Regions from separate parts of the Homo sapiens genome. Here regions 1 and 3 are each linked to region 2. The links are chromatin contacts, found by Hi-C or POLR2A ChIA-PET in ENCODE. All regions are on one chromosome and are shown on one strand. Each heading gives the region's core, a stretch centred on a gene start or an enhancer-like site at or near the end of the contact. The rest is flanking DNA. Distances are from core to core; before and after follow the strand shown. Region 1 has its middle 85 kb from the start of ARHGAP20. Region 2 has its middle 68 kb from the start of POU2AF2. Region 3 has its middle 150 kb from the start of ARHGAP20.

Region 1 (2,700 bases), core at 12-2,511, 380 kb before region 2:
ATGACCTTAAAGTGTCTGACATGCCGGGCGTGGTGGCTCACTCCTGTAATCCCAGCACTTTGGAAGGCTGAGGTGTGAGGATCCCTTGAGCCCAGAAATTCGAGACCAGCCATGAGCAACATGTTAAGACCCTGTCTCTACAAAAAAGTACAAAAATTAGCTGGGCGTGGTGGCGCACACCTTGGAGGCTGAGGTGGGAGGATCACTGGATCCCAGGATGCAGAGATTGCAGTGAGCCAAGATCATGCCGCTGCACCTGGGTGACAGAGCAAGACCCAGTTTCAGAAAGAAAAGAAAAGACAAGAAGATTAAAAACTAATCTGAGCCAGGTGAGTGGTGTGCACTCGTAGTCTCAGCTATTCAGAAGGCTGAAGTAGGAAGATCGCTTGGGTCCACGAGTTCAAGACCAACCTGGGCAATGTATCGAGACACTACCTTAAAACAAAACAAAACAAAGCAAAACAGCAATCAAAAAAACCCAATATGAGAAAAAAGTACCTCATCAAGCTACTGAATAACTTGAGCACACTCTAGCATCTGTTCTGTTGCTTATTTGTTTTTGCTTTTACTGGCATCAGGAATTATTTCTATAGTTCCTCTGGTATGTTCCCCTGACATGGGATATGCCAGGCACATGTTCTTAAAAACAATTTCTTAACATAAAGAAATTTCGCATTTCAAATCCTTAAGAGTTGGAGAACTTAAAATCTCATACTGGAATGAAAATTGCTTCTTCTGCTTTCAAAGGCCTTTTGATTAAGGGCTTACTTACTACCCTGTCTCTACTAAAAATACAAAAAGTTAGCTGGGCATGGTGGTGCACGCAGGTGGTCCCAGCTACTCGGGAGGCTGAGACAGGAGAATCGCTTGAACCCAGAGGCCAATATAGTGGGGGTGGGGGACAGAGATGGCTCTTAAAGGCAATGATTTGGCCAGTTGTCAGGTTCAGGAGAGTTCTATTAAGGAGACAAGCTCCCAGGTGTTTATTGGGTGCCTATGGAGTTTTAGCCAGTCTTCTGCTTCTAAAACTATTAAATATTAAGCTACCTTGGGATGCATTGCAGAACCTCATTTTATTTTTCCCCTGTGGCTTCCATGTGGCCCTTTATATGGCCTAAGTGGGGCAGTTATGAACCACATCCCCTCTCACCAGGCACAGTGTGTTCCTGGTGCCGGAGAGGTGGTGGGGCAGGTCTGAAGTCTCATGGGAAGCAAATACTCAGTCCACATTGATTCCCAGGCCTGACTCAAAAGGGCTGTGTGATTTGAGGAATTACCCTCATTGTGCTTCCCCATTCTCAGAGAGTAAAACCACAGGGCAGTTCTGGCTGACGGGTTTGCACCTATCTGGTGTCTGCTCCACTGTTTCTGTCATGTTGAGTCACAGGGCATTCATTAGTGACTGCCTTGTGCAGTGCAATGATGTAGTGAGGAGTCCGTAGCCCTGGGCCTGAGTGGGTTGATCCTGGTGGGAATTTCAGTTGTGGAGCACTGGCTCTGTGAGGCTGGACACATTACTTTAGTCTTCCAAGCACCTTAAGTTTCTTCATCTAGAAAATGGAAACAATAGTATCTACCAAGTAAGCTTGTTGAGAAGATTAAATAAAAACTAACAAGTGGCTGGGTGCAGTGGCTCACGCCTGTAATCCCAGCACTTTGGGAGACTGAGGTGGGCGGATCACTTGAAGTCAGGAGTTCGAGACCAGCCTGGCCAACATGGTGAAACCCTGTTCTATTAAAAATACAAAAAATCAGCTGGGCGTGGTGGTGCACGCCGGTGGTCCCAGCTACTTGGGAGGCTGAGACAGGAGAAACGCTTGAACCCGGAGGTGAAGGTCGCAGCGAACCGAGATCGTGCCACTGCACTCTAGCCTGGGTGTCAGAGACTGTGTTTCAAGAACAACAACAACAGCAACGACAACAAAAGCTAACACGTATCAAAGGCTTGTGTGCCAAGTACTGTTCTAAGCACTTTTTAGCTTTACATGTGTTAACTCCATGAATATTTACAGCAACTCTATGAGGTAGTTGCTGTCATCATTTCCATCTTACAGAGGAGGAAACCAAGGTTGATTTGCATAAGATCACACAAGTAGGAGGTGGCAGAGCAAGGATTAGAATCCAGGCAGCCTGACGCCAGAACCTATGCTCTTAATGCAAAATATTCATGTAGGAATTTAGGAACATAAAACTGTTTTAAAATGGTTCTACTGCATCCAAAATTCATTCAATGAATATTCCACAAATGTTCCTCAGTGCCAACTGGGTGAGAAGCCCTGTGCCAGGTGCTGTGGGGAAGCAAAATTAAGTAAGACATCGTTGTTACATATAACAGAGAAGAAAGATTCAGTGGCACCCCTACAAGGGGAAGTAGTACAGGGTGATTGCTGCAGGAATTTGGGAGTGGGGGTTGGGCAGAGATTGGGAGTTCTGGTGTTGCCTCTGATTGGCTGAGGGTGGATAAAACGAGGGGAGAGGTCAAAGATATTGCTGAGACGTCAAGAAGGGTGGAAATCTGTCTGAAAACCAAAAGGATGAGAACTCAAAAAAAATGGTGATCCCATGAACAGCATGGAGGGATCCAGAGGCACTGGAGTGGCCAGGAGAGGAAATGCCAAGGTCACCTGAGGACCTCGTAGGACTCTGTGAGGTCCAGTGGGGTGGCAGGTGGTCCTGGTCATGCTCAGCTTCTCTGTATAC
Region 2 (2,700 bases), core at 36-2,535:
TCCAGGTTAAGAATGCTGGACCTAAAGAATCTTGGGACAGTAAAGGACTGTGGTGTGTATGAAAGATTTGCTCACCAACTATAAAGAAACTAGAGGTCCTAATCATCTCCAAGACACTATCTGGCAAGTTATATATTTCTGAAGCCTGAATTGACATGTACAGGTCCATCTTGTGGCACTAGTAATAGCATTCTCACACACACACACATATGCATACACACACATGCACACACACATGCTGGCACACACACACATCAAGTATCAATTTGCGATCACTAGTTTACATGGAAACTAGGAGCTTCATTGGAATAAAAGCTTGAACAATAGCCAGTACTATGGTTCGGACATCTCAGATATTCATGATCGAGTAGGAGTCAAAGATGCAATGGAAACCACAGTGAAGAAAGGAACCGAAAAGAAAATTCACCAAGCAGAGGAAATCAGCAACAAGTCCTGGCAGGTCACAAAGAGAGAGTTTCAGGTGGTGACCTATGCTTAAAGCCTTTGTTAAATCTAGCTGTCTGGGCGGCATGTGTGATCCTGGAGAGAAAGGAGCCTATGTAACAATGGAAAGAGCTGTTCCACCAAACCCTGCAATGCCTTATGACCATGTGATCCACTGCAGTTCATCCTGCCCCAATTAAGTGCAACACAGAAGAAAAAGCATTTTCCTTCCCCATTCCATGGAGGGGCTGATGGCAGTGGTGGCCTGGATGAATCAGGAGGGATCTGGGCATAACTGGGGACAGAGGCCCATGCAGAAAGCTGGAACCAGAGAAGGGGCACTAATTGGCATGACAGAGGACAAAATAAGAGTAACCTGGACCCACAGGCACAAGTAAGAACCCTTAAGGGATGCCCAGAATACTTGAGAGAAGGTGTTTAATATCATTAAAAGCTCAGATTGTGTCTGTGGGTGTATGTGTGTGCATGCACACACAAGGGCATGTACATATGTATGTATATATGAAAGTTATAAGTGAGAGGTGGTGTCTTAGTCCATTGTGTGCTGCTGTAACAAAATATTACATATGTGGTAATTTATAAAGAAAAGAAATTTATTTCTGACAGGTCTGTAGGCTAGGAAGTGCAAGGTTGAGTGAGTGGCCTGAATCTGGTGAGGGCCTTCCTGCTGCATCATCCTGTGGTGGAAAGCAAAAGGGGAAGAGAGTGCAAAAAAACAAGAGACAGCAAGAGAAGGCTGAATTCCCCTTTATAACAAATCTACTCTTGCAATAACAAGCCCACTTCCTCAATAATAACATTAATCCATCCATAAGGGCTAATTAGGGCTAATGACTTAATCAGTTCTTAAAGCTCCCATCTCTCAACATTGTTGTGTTGGGGATTAAGTTTCCAACACATGAAATCTGGGGGGTATATTCAAACCACAGCAGGTCACAAGTCCTCCCTGCTTCATAGGCTCCTTCTCTGGACCAAACCCTTCTTCCTGTTTTTATTCTTGCCTGCACACCTGGTCCAAGATGCTTAAGATAACAGGCTCTGGGGCCAGAGTGCTAGGCTTTAATCCTGACTCTACTACATAACACGGTCACTTTAGACTATTGTTTTAACCTTTCTGTGCCTCAGTGTTTGAGTATTAATGTTAGTATAACCCTATTCACACAAACCTGCTCCTGCTCTTTTTTTTTTTTTTTTTTTTTTTTTGAGATGGAGTCTCACTCTGTCACCCAGGCTAGGGTGCAGTGGTAAGATCTCAGCTCACTGCAACGTCCGCCTCCTGGGTTCAAGCAATTTTCCTGCCTCAGCCTCCTGAGTAGCTGGGACTACAGGCACGCACCACTACACCCAGCTAATTTTTGTATTTTTAGTAGAGATAGGGTTTCACCATGTTGGCCAGGATGGTCTCACTCTCCTGACCTCGTGATCAGCCCGTCTTAGCCTCCAAAAGTGCTGGGATTACAGGTGTGAGCCACCGCGCCCAGCCACAAATCTGCTTTTAATATTTAGGGGCATTCTAGCAATATATACAAGGGAAAATGTTCACTGCTGTATTACAGGTGTGATACAGTTTGGATGTTTTCCCCTTTAAATCTCATGTTAAATTGTGATCCCCAGTGTTGGAGGTGGGACCTGGCGGGAGGTGATTTGCTCATGGGGCAGATTTCTCATGAATGATTTAGCACCATCCTCTTGGCACTGTCCTCAAGATAGCGAGTTGAGTTCTGGAGATCTGGCTGTTTAAAAGTGTGTGACCCCTCCCCGCCCCCTCTCTTGCTGTCTGTCTTGCCATGTGAGATGTCTGCTGCCCCTTTGCCTTCTGTCATGACTGTAAGCTTCCTGAGGCCCCCCCAGGAGCTGATACTGGTGCTATGCTTCCAGTACATCCTGCAGAACCATGAGCCAATTAAACCTCTTTTCTTATAAACTGCCCAGCCTCAGGTATTCCTTTATAGCAATGCAAGAACAACCTAACGTAAGGCGCCCAAATCATTTTCTCCATGAATTAATCCCTCTCATCCTCTACTCATCCCAAGTGCCCTTTCTCAGAGAGTCTGCATCAAGAATTCCTATCGAGTAGTCAGTGAGCAGGGCAGTTATACCCATCTGTTTAGCCACAGCTAACTGAACCAAGAGTGGACACCTAGCCCAAGCATCAGATCCCCTTCCACAATTCTGAATGGAGATCCAGAGAGCTGGGTCAGAATGTGAACATGCACCTAGAATGATTTAAAGCTA
Region 3 (2,700 bases), core at 99-2,598, 320 kb before region 2:
AACTTGTTTACAATCAATCTAAATATTTGAAGATATCTTAAGTTCTAACCGGAATGCTCACTTTCCTTCCAAATGCCTAGCACTGTACAGATGTAGCCAAGAATTTTGAATCATTGACTAATTCCTTCCTTTCATTTCTTTAACTTCTCCAGTTTATATTGTACTAATCTGGGTGCTTTATATTATGTAGACAATCTTATTGTTAGTTGGCTCCATGCCAAAGACATTTAGTTATAAATGTTAATTATCTTTTTTGGTAGATGAGTAAAATGGAAACTAGGTAAAACCAAGAAAGAATAGCCATCCGTGCTCCTCCTGAAAGAATTTTGAAGTTAAAATCCACTAAAGCATGCAAAGTTCTGTTTTTACTCCTTGATCTTTTCACTCTTAGCCACATACATCTAAAGTTATATTTCTCAAGGGACCCTAAAACAAGATTCAAAAGTGAAAATGTGGAACCATGGTTTGGAGTATGCAGCATAGAAAAATCACCTGAAACTAAACTAAAATGAGCAATTTAAAAACATAAAGGGGCGAAATGACCTGACAAAGAAAGATATCAAATAATTCTGAGCCAGAGTCCCAGGTAAAAATGTCGAAAACTTGCAGCTAAGAATAAAATTAGGAATTAGAGAAAATGTTGCTCTATTGGGCTGGATTTCCTCCAGGTCAACAATCACTGAGTCATTAAGAAAACTGAGAGTCCAAGAGTTCCTGATTCCCTGTGACAGGCCTCCATTCCCCAGATGAAGTTAGTGTGCTGGCTTAGCCACCTCTGCAGGGTGTGGACACCAGCATGAAGAGCAGAAGTCAAGTCTCGCTTTATCTGGCTGTGTTCCTGGTCAGTTTGCATTCTCAACCTCAGAGTGAGGGGGTATGATTTAAATGTGAATGTTTCTTAAAGTTCAGTTAATCCAGAGTGCTTGCAAAAGACCAAATGCTGCAGACCAATGATGGTTTTTTTTATACCAAGAACAAAATTAAATGTTGTCTATCAGCTGGACTAGGGAAAACATGATCCAAGCCACATAATATGCTAGTAGCATAACTACATGCTATGATAATCACCATGATCATCTCACCATCAGGGTTGTAATGATTCCAGAGTAATGATGAGGTTGGATCGTGCTAGCCATACCCTTTCAGCTGACCAGGCTGATCATCCTTGTGATTAAGGACATTGTTGAGTTTGCTTTCATCAGATAGACCCACATTTGCCCTCTCTTTGGAGACAGCGGCATCTGTGAGTACAATTTTTCTTTTATATGGGAGTTCTGCTGACTTTTCGATGAGCAACTTGCCGAAGTCTGCTGTCATAGAATCCCAGAGCCAGCAAGGTCCCTGGGGAGTCATGGAGGCTGCATGTCCATGCTGCACACAAACAGGGTCAGGACGGTCACATCTGGCCATTGTAGCTCATTTATACAGCTGGGATCCAGAAACATCAGTTTCGCTGTGCATGCTGTGCTAACACCCCACAGAGCCCTGGCCTCAAGGAGATGTGAAGAGCTCCATCCACAGCACTGGGTCCTACACACCCAGGTTACTCATGGGTAACCCGGTGGCACGGCATGTTATGATTTGAGAAGAACCAGAATTTGTGTTCTCAGAATTTCCCCATCTGCTGGCACCATGCCTGAATTTCCAACTATTAGATTCACTCCTGTGGGTTAAGAGGATGATTTCTGCTTTTTTTTTTCTCCTTTAGCACAAAAAACCCATTTAACATCAAACCACTTTACAAATCTTCCACATGATAGTTATAATTTTAGTTTCTGATGACTCAAAAAGAAGTAAACAACTACTAAAAATTTTTGTTGTGCTTTTATATGGATTTATATCTAATAAATTATAATAACATCTTCATATGTTAGAAAAATAGTCACCCATGTATTTATGAGCTATATTATTTACTAAGTCTAGAAACAGTGCTTGGTAAACACATGGCTTCATGGATCTCTAGTTCTGCATTCTTTCTCCCCACTCTCCCACCACACGCACCCCATGCTTTATCACCAAGATTTATGATCCACCGATTGGGGCCACTAAGTTAAGCAGCATTTTATAAGCTTGTGTTCTCTGGGACACTGTTCCACAGGGTACAAAATAAGTGTTCAAAAAAAAGTTTGGAAACAGCTGGGTTATTCAAAGTCAAATAGTTCTCTTTCTTGCAGGACTTCTCAGAGCCTCTAATTGCTGACACGCATTTTACATCACTAAGAAGTTATGGATTTCAGCATTCACTAAACCTCTTGAACCATGGAGGCCTTTCCTAGGCATACCTATTGACATATCTGGCGACAACATGCCAAAGAGCAATGCTTTAGGAAACACTGTCTCCAGAAGATTTCTGTTGAATATAAACATACAACCTGGGTATTTATGGCCTCCAATAAAAGAAGTTGTTGAATTGCCAAGAGGAAGGTCTTAAACGAATAGCTTCTTGGGTGTCTCTCCTCTAAGGAGCCTGACACACATAAACAGTACAGCTTATTGTCTCAAGTGACATTTATGGTGATAATTATTATCTCATTAATTGTTCCCCCTCCCTCATTAAAGACAAAACAAAACAAAACCCAGAGGCTAAGAGAGTAAACGGCTTAGAGTCAGTTAGAAAATCAGGCCACACAATGAATGGAAGCATTTTGGTACCACTAAGATAAATGTTCTCTAGATGTTATATAAGAAGACAGCTGTAAA

The links. A loop is a pair of places that touch in the nucleus more often than their neighbours do. ChIA-PET counts read pairs that join two places held with the same protein, here RNA polymerase II (POLR2A). Pooled maps may share reads with other maps.
Region 1: a pooled map shows a loop between it and region 2 (5-fold over the local background). The contact joins two enhancer-like sites. A Hi-C loop is called at or near these places in 1 of 37 single-sample maps with no recorded cell type and 3 of 50 pooled maps. POLR2A ChIA-PET finds 5 or more read pairs at or near these places in 1 of 52 experiments (WTC11).
Region 3: a map with no recorded cell type shows a loop between it and region 2 (13-fold over the local background). The contact joins two enhancer-like sites. A Hi-C loop is called at or near these places in 5 of 37 single-sample maps with no recorded cell type and 4 of 50 pooled maps.

What each region holds. Positions count from the first base shown.
Region 1 is chr11:110,796,315-110,799,014 of GRCh38, forward strand. No RefSeq gene overlaps it. Among named protein-coding and RNA genes, the nearest start is that of ARHGAP20, 85 kb to the left of the region's middle. Within about 2 kb of position 1,262, at least 2 of the 41 ENCODE cell types and tissues checked have a DNase peak (open chromatin) inside an H3K27ac peak, as active enhancers do.
Region 2 is chr11:111,176,331-111,179,030 of GRCh38, forward strand. No RefSeq gene overlaps it. Among named protein-coding and RNA genes, the nearest start is that of POU2AF2, 68 kb to the right of the region's middle. RefSeq lists an enhancer at 1,573-1,642. Within about 2 kb of position 1,286, at least 4 of the 41 ENCODE cell types and tissues checked have a DNase peak (open chromatin) inside an H3K27ac peak, as active enhancers do.
Region 3 is chr11:110,857,248-110,859,947 of GRCh38, forward strand. No RefSeq gene overlaps it. Among named protein-coding and RNA genes, the nearest start is that of ARHGAP20, 150 kb to the left of the region's middle. Within about 2 kb of position 1,349, at least 5 of the 41 ENCODE cell types and tissues checked have a DNase peak (open chromatin) inside an H3K27ac peak, as active enhancers do.